2 separate regions of the Mus musculus genome follow, and region 2 is linked to region 1. The links are chromatin loops, found by intact Hi-C in ENCODE. Cell type or tissue: left cerebral cortex. All regions are shown on one strand.

Region 1 (5,000 bases):
CTGAACCACCCACCAAAGAGCATGCAGGGGCTAGACCTGGGCCCTCTAGGCTTTTGTAGCAGATGTACAGTTTGGTCTTCATGTGGGTCCCCTAACAATTAGAGCAGGGACTGTTGCCTGCCACTGGATCCCCTTCCACTACCCAACTGCCTGCTTGGGCCTCAGTGGGAGAGGAGGTGCTTAGTCCTATAGAAACTAGATGTGCCAGAGTGGAGTGGTACCCAAGTGGGAGCTTCCCCTTCTTCTCAGAGAAGATATGGGGATATGGGGAGGGACTTGCAAAAGTGGGACTGGGAGGAGAGGAGAGGGGGCTGCAATTGGGCTGTAAAGGTCCACAATGAGGCTATGGCAACTGATACTCACTTTGCTCTCCCTGGGCCTTTGCCACACTATCTCTGCTGAGGTTGCAGTACTGGGACCTGAAGTTTGCAGTCCCAGGCTAACTAAATCCTTGCACAGAGAAATACCCTTCTCAGCACCATAAGGGACAGTGTCACTTTAAAAGGTTCCCTGGGACTGTGGACAGCTCTGTTGATTAAGCACCTGACTTGCACGGCCAAGACCTTGAAGTCAGTATTTCAGACCTCACATTTAAAATAAAACAGGAGTGACAACAAAAGCTATAGTCCCAGTAATGAAGAGACAGAGGTAGGTGGATCCCTCTTGACCACTGGTCAGATAGCCTTTTACTTGGTACGCTCAAGATCGGTGAAAGAAACTGTCTCAGTAATCAAGGCGGGTGGCTTCTAAGGAACAACACTCCAGCTTTGTCTTTGAGCTTTCACATGAAGTAGAATCATATGTGAATGTGTACATATACAGTATATACACACACACATGCACACATACATACACATTCATACACATACATGTACACATAAATATATATTTATACACAATACACATACAGATATGCTCACACACACACACACACACACACACACACACAAAGTGTCTAAAGTTGGCTTCAGAACCCACCTACACAGTTGAGATGCTCAAATGCTCAGTTTTGAGCATTTGGTAAATATTTTCAGGCAGACATTTTTCTACGAGAAAATGTGTTTTGAGTTATAAACAAGCTATTTATAAACAGACTGTAAGAAGACCCATCTGTACATTAATCAGTGAATATACATGTAAGTGAGCATAAAGGTAAATGTCACGTCCTGTCAAACCTGGAGAAGGTGTGAGATTGAATGCAAAGTCACTAGCACTTGGCTAGGGTCCTCTAACAAGACCGCGTGCTTAGCATGAAAGAGGAGCAGGCCAGAGGTGTGATAGGGAGACACTTTCAGAGACCCCTGGAATTCTTTACTTATAATCTCTAGTTTATTAAAGATTTGCTGCAGGTCAGCTTAACCCCATAAAGTCGATTCGTTATTCCTGTGGGCTTTGGGGTGGCCACCAACTAATTTAAAACTTTTCCTTTTATTAACCTCCAAAAAGAAGTAATACAATGTTTTATTGAAAACAAAGTTATGTGCTTTATTGAATGAATTATGGTAATGTTTTATTTTTGACACTTACACGTATTTGAGTGGCAATCTCCACAGTCCCCCCCCCCCAACAGTACACTTCTGCGCCACACTGTCCACTTCGGAGGATAAGCAATATCATGGGCTTAGAGATGCGAGCTAAGAAATATTAGGACCCCCTAAGAAGTTGGACAATAGGTTCCTGATTAGAGAAATTTTCAGGCTGCACTGGAAAACATTTCTGTTGCACTCACAGATGTGTGGACATCAGTGGTAGAGTATTCTTGGTGTCTGTGTTTACACTCATGGAAATGGCGCTGCCGGGGTGTGGCAGAAAGAGTTTTGATGTAAGATTCTAAGAATACAAAGGCTCCTCGCCTCAACTCTGCATTTATTTTCTGTGTGATCTCAGAGACACCATCCAGCTTGTCTGTGCTTTGCTTCCTCCACTCCAGAAAATGCGATGGGGGTGGATGACGTCACCCACACCCGCTCCTCCATATGATCCCTTAGAACCTTTCAGACTTTTCCTTTCCACAAATAGAAAGCTGTTTACAGAACTATCTGGCTTTCTTTCCTCCCAGGGCTGTCTTCAGATGAAAATGTGAATGTATGTGGATGGCAATGGGTATAAGTCAGTGATAGAGCCCTTGCTTAGCATGTGCTAAGACCCCGGGCCCAATTCCTACAGAGAGAAAGAGAGAGAGAGAGAGAGAGAGAGAGAGAGAGAGAGAGAGAGAGAGAGAGAGAGAGAGAGTCCTATCCAAATTTAGGATCTTTGAAAGAGAAATAAAATAATCTCATCACTAATGTCTTTTGCTTTTCTACTTAGTCTAGACCCAAGTAGTTTCCATTGATTTAAGATTCAAATGTGCTAATCTTTCCTAAGATCATTTAGAAAGCTGAGAGTAACTTTGAACTGAAGAATACAGCCTAAGTCCAGATGAAGAAATACTCCCTATGCTCAGAAAATGAAGGACCTCATAATTTCATGGTATATAACAAATTATTGCGTTCTGCCTTTTCTACCAACCCAAACCAGAACGTGCCCTGAAAACCCACACATGAGGTTATATGGAGTTTGGAGAGATGGCTCAGCGGTTATGAAAACTTAACTGCATTCTCAGAGGACCAGAGTTCAGTCTCAAGAACCCACATCAAAGGGTTCACAACTGCCTGTAACTCCAAATCCAGGGGATTCACACACCCTCTCTGGCTTCTGCAGGCTTCTGCACTCAAGTACACATAACCTCACAGAGATACACACACACACACACACACACACACACACACACACACACACAAAAGTTTTAATATTGTTTATTTAAAGATTAACTGTATAGCAATGCAACCTCAATGCTCTACTCGCATTGAAAACCCACTTGTAGAGACTGCCCTAACATTGGTAATTTGACGTCTTTGTTTCTTATCTCCTGTGGTCTAGGCAGAGTTATGGGCAAGATTTTGACAGTGGCCAAGAGCTAGGTCTATACAGCCATTGATGGCAAATTTGAGTACTGATTATATCACTTGCCATCTATAAGAGATCAGGCAAACAGGATAAATTCTAGGAGTCTGAGTTTCCTCTGTTTTAAGGAAATCATCTGATATCCTTAGATAGATGTCATGCAACTGGGTCATTGTGAAAAGCAGACAGGAAACAAACGCCATACATAAAGGCTTAGCATGGTACCTGGCACACAGTGAGTGCTTCAAAATTGGGAGCTGCTAATTACTGCATCTAGCCGGACTCCTCAAGTCTCAACATCACCAAGGGTAAGTCTTTCTCCCTCTTCATCTAACCCCTTGCTCTTCTGATTCTTAACTTTCTTAAATAGCATTTTTATTTGGTAGGTGTGACCACGGGGTCCATTATGAAGTCAACTGGGTGTAATGGAACTATCGATTATCTAAATGAAGCAGAGTGGAACTGTACCGGGGTGGAATAAACTAGAATGGAAGGGAGTGGAACAATGTAGGATGGAACGGAACAGAACGGAATGGAACAGAGCTGAACAGAGTGGAAAGGAGCAGAACAAAAAGAGGCAGAATGGAATGGAATGGGGGGAGGGGCAAATGTTCACACATATAAACACACAACACATCAAATGAATAAGTTGCTGGGCCCACTGAAACATGTCTCGATAGTATTTGGGAGCTGAAACCAAAGCTTTTGCATATCTTTCAGGGGCCCTGCTTCCTCTGTGGAACTTTATGGTGCGAGTTCAATTTAGGGGTCACTCTTTGTCCCACAAAGACCACTATACACATTCTCTTCTACATGTCTTCCAACAGTCTCTACTATGCTGCCCTTTGGGCCTTTTGGGTGTTTTGGGTCTAAGGGTCCAAACACTTCTCATTTGGCAGTACAAGAGTAGGAGATTTGAAGCTCTAAGCCTTACCAAGACCATGACACCCCACTGCATATATAATTCAAAATAATATTTGCTTTTTAATGACAGGGAACTTCATGTATGCTGAGATCAAGTTCTCCTAGCTCATAACTTCCTAACATATTACTAATAAAGTCATTTTCCTGGAAACTTTAGCAGATTTGAGTTTGGGTTTACATTGTATATTTTGGTAAAGATTTTTCTCTGTATAAGTATTTAGCCCATAGCTTGGGCATTACACTATATGTGAGGCAGAAGACTAATGTCAAGTGAGGTCCAGAAAATCCTATAATAAAGGCCACAAAGTTAGCACATGAAGAGAAGCAGTTCACAAAGAAGAGGGAACCCCCATAACTGTCTGGAGCTGTGGAGCTACTGGCCCAGGCTCAGAGGTACTCCAGAGTGTCTGAAGGTAACCTAGAGATTCTACATTATTGCAACGCACAGCTCTGGATGGAAACCTAAGAGGCCAGGGAGACACATGAGTCACGTAGAAATACCACATGAACGGATAGAGTATGTCTGAAAAGGCCATGCTGTGCAAATATCCCTGCTACTAAGCAAGGAATCTCAGTCCAATTCCTTATTCTGAGACACAAGAATCTGGAACCCCTTTGGAGGAACCACTTGACTCTGATACCATCTGTACCTTAGAGAAGATCCCAAGAAAGCTGGATTCTTTTCTAGTGGGACACTGACTGACTTCTAAACAGGTGTATCTGTTTCAAAAGACTATCTACAGCAACACCAAGTTTAACAAAGACAAAATGAGTCATTTTTCATAGCATTTGCCTTGGAAAGCACCTTATTGCATTAGGAGAATGGACCCTAATCTGTCAATTCAGTGCACTAGTAGTTATGCTGAGAGCCATTGTTACTTAACAAAGTTTGTTAGTTCCTGGTTTTATTGTGACTCCCTTCAATAATTAGACATAATAAACAGACAATACAAAGAGCTAACTAACATTTTCATATTTTCAGAGGAGCCAACTAGGCCATTTGATTGCCATATGTTTAAAAAGCTATTTATTGTCCAGATTTGCACGCATTAAGGCATGTGATTATTACATCCACGGAGGGCAATTGAATAAGTAAATGTCTTAATGCAAATTACCTACAACTTGTAACCTTC
Region 2 (5,000 bases), 130 kb before region 1:
CCACATGGTAGACGGAAAGAACCTACCCCAGCAAGTGGTCTTCTGTAAGGAGAGAGAGAGAGATGGGTGAGAAGGAGAAAATAAGGGAGGGAGGGACAGAGGGACGAAGGGATAAAAATCATAAGTGACAGTTTCTAAGAAGATTAGTTATATATTTTGAGAAATATTTTGAAAAAGTCTATCTCTGATACCTATGTGTGTGAATATATGGACATAGATATGCACAAACACACACACACACACACACACACACACACACACACACACCCACTTGTCTTAGCATAGAGCCTCCTCTCTACTCAGAAAAATCGTCCTGCTAAAACAGAGTTGGCTCTTCAAAGCCAGAAGAAAAAGCACCAAGCCTTTTGTGCAACTCCAGCCTTCTGTTGAGGCTCAAATAATTTTCCTTGTCTCCCAAATGGCTCTCTGGAAAAACTTGACTAGACACATTGTAACCAAAAGTTTTCAATGCGCATTCCATTTGTTAAAGGGGCTGGGGCCGGGGAACAACCAACTAAAGAAAAGAATATTCATCTTTATTATTTTCTGAATCTAACAGAGTGCCTGAGTGTGCTACACGCTACAAATTCTCTATAAATAGTCACTAAAGAAACACATGAACATAGCCATGCTAAGAGTTCAAACCATTACCTTAACACCTTATTAAACTACACTATGATCATTTCTTTTTCCAGTCCCCCCTCCAGGATCTGCAATCCCACAATTCTTAAGGTCTGAAACAGAAGCCTTCTTCTTGTTCTTAGATCTTTCTCTTTCTAGCTACAAGGAAGGCAAGTCTCCAAGACGGTATCCTACTCTTTGGTGAGAGTTAATAGGTCCAGGTTTGTGAAACTGAGTCACACTTGACTGATCAGATTCCTTCAGTGGGCCTTCTGGTCTTAAGGCCTCAACGGCCACATCTTGGACCTTCATAAAGGTAGATGCCAGAAGTATGCTCAGGGAGATATTGACATCCAGATTTTAGAACTATATACAAGTGACTTCAGTGAGAAAAATAACGGCATGTAATAAGAACAGGAGGTGAAAACAGAGATTCTTATGGGCTCAAAAGCCTCTGGGTCACATCTTCCCCGAGGACCACCTTACCCCAGATTCCATGTATTTTAGATGTATGCTTCACCTCTCCCTCTCACTAATGTCATTCAAATCAAAGTAGTTCTAATAAAGCTCGGCTTTGTTCTTGCGTCTGATCTGCCACAACTCTATTTGTGAGCTTAGCATCACTTCCACAAATGTCTCTTTGTGAGACACCATCTGTCTCATCTGTGTGCCTGCATGGATGGGAGCGCTGTGACACATACTTGATGCACTGGAAAGACTTTCCATCCTCATAAATGTGGCTCAGTGCTTCACAATTTTTAGCTGAATTCATAAAGAATAATAGTGGCAAGGCACCAGGTCAAAGAGAGTATGAGATCACCTGTTTGCTGTGGATTTGTAAAACTGTGCTCAGCTCCATTCTACCTGCCCCGTTCTACAGATGGGGAAGAAGCAGGCTTGAAGAAATGAAGCTACTTCTGTAAGGTTGCCCAACCTTCTAGGCTCCGCATAAAATATCCAAAATATTGTTTCACAATCCATGGTTCATATTCAATTAATGCCCCAAGACCCCCTGAAATTGTGACCCGTTTCTATCCCACCCTTCCCCTGTAGCTGAACCCTACACGTCCCTGCTGCTCATTTAGAGCAGCCCCAAGCCTCTCTGCCTGTCTCTCATCAGAAAAGAAGACAGAAATAGTTATTCTGTTCATCCAGAAAAGAGGAAATTAATGGCTGATTAGATGCCTGTTCAACACAATGAGAATAAAAACCAGTCTTCATGGTGAATTATTGAATTAGGGGGCAACTTTCAGTGCCACTATGTCTACACAAAGCCAAACACCCCATAGACTCAGCCAAAAAAAAAAATACAGTTTAGCAACAGAAAAAAAAAATGAAGTCAGTTGATCAGACAAAAGATGAAACAGACGTCAAGACAGCAGTGTGATTATAGCCCAAACAGCATAATGACAATTCCTGATGCTCATATATAGAAAACAGAAACCCAATGGAATAGACAAAAACAAAACAACAAACAAACAAACAGATCCATTAACTTGTGTGGAGGTGTGTGTTTCCACTGATTTTATTTATTTTTCAAATCCCAAGTTTCAGATCAAAATCAAGAAAAGACAAAGACAGTGTCCAAAGGTACTGAGATCCACCCAGCCCAGGATATTAAAAAGGCACCTTTCTTTCAATAAGTCTGGCACATAACATATGATCATTCAACCTGCCTTAGATTCATATTTAGTGAGTTAAATATTACCCTCATTTTCTATGACACACAAAAGGCTATCAAGATGCATTTTTATCTATAAAAATTCTAAAAACTCATTTAGTGTCCACATTGATAGCAAAAACTAGAAAAATATCTGAGTATATGTGACTATTGGGTATAATTTGAGACCTAAGTATCTGAACCGAGTTTTTTTAGACAGTGGCATTTTAATATCCTGTATCGTCTCTTTCTTTGATCTGTGTTTCAGCTATGAGCAATACTGTTAGGTCTAAACCTTAAAGTGGGCTATGAATCTATAGTTAGCTGTCATGTGGTCCCAGCTGACTAGATGAGATGCTGACTTACAAGTCATTTCAACTCCATTAAGAATAAGACAAAATTTACAAGAATTGCAAGTTTTAATAACTCATGAATTTAACTCACCCCCACAAATCTACAAGCACTAGACTTAGGAGGCAGACAAAGGAAATAGTCAGGACCAACTGGAAAGAACCATTCTGTGAACTGAGTCCCAAGCTCCCAAGAGTGAATCTGCAGCTGCCACTGGTTGGTGCTCCCCTAAATACTGCTGAGCCATATGGAGCAGTGCTGAGGACTGCCTATTTTAAAATGCTCTCTTCATATTCTATTCTTTTCCGTATGTCTAGTCCTCACTTCAGAGTTACTATTCATTTCTATAAAAACAAGATCTTTGTCTTACAAGCAGTCTTCTCCCAAGTCCTCTCTTCACTACTATAGCCACAAATTGCCCCAGTCATTCTAAGACCAAATGGCTGCAGTAAGAAAACCAGAGAACTACGGGAAGAAAAAAAGAGCCATATAGGATGACCTGTGAGCTATGCAGCTCCCATTTCTTGGCTTCTTCCAAATGATCTAATCAATGTAGGCAATAACAAACCTAACATGGGTATCAAATTGTCTCAAAATAAGCCAAATGTTTACAGGAAGTGTTCTGAAAAGCCTGAAGGACATAATCTGGTTAACCAAAAATTAACCAAAGGGTGCTTTCTGGAAAAGGGGGCTCCCTGTAGCTCAGGGTTGACTTAGAGCAATTATCCAAACAAAACAGTTGGCCGCTGTGTTGGCGACAAAGTCATGTTTGCATAAAAGTAGAAGGAGGGACAAATATGCATGAAAATTAAATTTGGGCCTCTAGGACTACCCTTTGGGGGCCATAGAAGAGCTGATTACATGTTCACAGCTGGAATTGGTGTTGGCAGAGAAGGCCTTATTCATGGGCAGAGGGAGGGACTCCCTTTTTTGAGTGACATCATGGTGGCAAAGCAAGGGTGACAGCATAAAAAGCATCTGATGCTGACAGCCAGAGCTGGAGCCCCGCCCACGCTGCTTGGATGAGATGACTGGCAGGTATTCTCACCACTGAGAAACCAGTGCTGCTTACAGTCTATTGAGGGCTCCTTCCCACACCACTCATCGCACTCCCAGCGGACACGATGCATTAAGCAACCTTTCCACTTAGAAGGCAGCAGATCGGAGTCAAGGAGTCGGCCATTGTTCTGAACAGCAAAAGTGAGGCTTGCAAAAGCAAAGTTGAAGACGGAAGCTATGGCTCAGTGGTAGAGCACTGGCTTTGCATACACAAAACTGCGGCTTCGATCCTCAACACTTCGATCACACACACACACACATGCACACACACACACTCTCACACACTCACAATCACAACACACTGTCTCATACTCATATACTCTTTAACTTTCTCTCTATTTCTCTCTCTCTCACACACACACACACACACACACACACACATTCTCTCTCATACACACACACACACATTCACTCTCACACTTGCAATACACTCAAAATACATTTTTTCATACTCATTCTCTCTCTCTCTCTCTCTCTCTCTCTCTCTCTCTCTCTCTCTCTCTCACATACATGCATGCATACACACACACACACACACACACACACACACACACACACCCCTGAAGTCCATAATAAGAGGCTGAACTGTCTTAGGACCAAAGTGTTTGTGGACTTCAATACCAGGAACTGGGCATTTGACACATGTTCTAGATGTCTGGTGGCAGATCACATGCAGTATAACATTACCTTCAGACAGTATGTCCCCCTATCCTTAACCTGAGCTGGACCAATCGTTTGTTTTGCCCACTAGGATATGACAAAAATGATAAGTGCTTTCTACAGTGATGCAGACAAAACAAAAGATGGGCAAACACTAGCTCAGTGAGCAGACAACTATGCCCTATGGCTAGAAACAACACATTACACTGAGTAATGATAATAGCCAAAATCATAGAGCACTTTGATGTGCTAGGAAATATCAAAGCATTGTACTAGTACTCGATACTCTAGTTTCCCAAACAGTCTGGGGATGAGCTGCTACTAATGATGATGGTGATGGTGATGATGGTGATGGTGATGATGATGGTGATGGTGATGATGATGGTGGTGATGATGATGATGATTCTCCTTTCCTCCTCCTCTTTTCTCTTCTTCTTCCTTCTCTCCCTCCTCCTCCTCTTCTTCTTCTTCTCTTTCCTCTCTCTCCATTCTTCCACCTACCCTACTTCCTCTCTCTCAGCAGTTAGAAATTTGGTCCAATATCCCACAGATACTAGTTGACAAAATTTATATTCAAACCCAATGCTATTTGGATTCAGAGCCCATATTCTTCCTCTAGGATACAAGGTGTCTTTAAAGGGACTGGAAA

The links. Hi-C counts contacts between places; a loop is a spot of excess contacts. Peaks named below come from ENCODE experiments on the same cell type or tissue, not always from the same donor. Only the 100,000 strongest peaks of a DNase experiment are listed, where the experiment ranks them.
Region 2: a loop joins it to region 1, with 2.5 times the contacts of the local background. A loop is called at or near these places in 2 of 42 quality-filtered maps.

Annotation. Positions count from the first base shown.
Region 1 is chr10:87,081,344-87,086,343 of GRCm38, reverse strand. The region is part of intron 2 of 1700113H08Rik (RIKEN cDNA 1700113H08 gene); the gene reads right to left. Among named protein-coding and RNA genes, the nearest start is that of 1700113H08Rik, 26 kb to the right of the region's middle. In left cerebral cortex, no CTCF peak of the experiment used is centred here; a DNase peak (open chromatin) is centred at 1,924; H3K27ac peaks cover 506 bases.
Region 2 is chr10:87,207,524-87,212,523 of GRCm38, reverse strand. The region is part of intron 4 of 1700113H08Rik (RIKEN cDNA 1700113H08 gene); the gene reads right to left. Among named protein-coding and RNA genes, the nearest start is that of 4930555G07Rik, 21 kb to the left of the region's middle. In left cerebral cortex, no CTCF peak of the experiment used is centred here; DNase peaks (open chromatin) are centred at 330, 1,275, 2,875 and 3,633.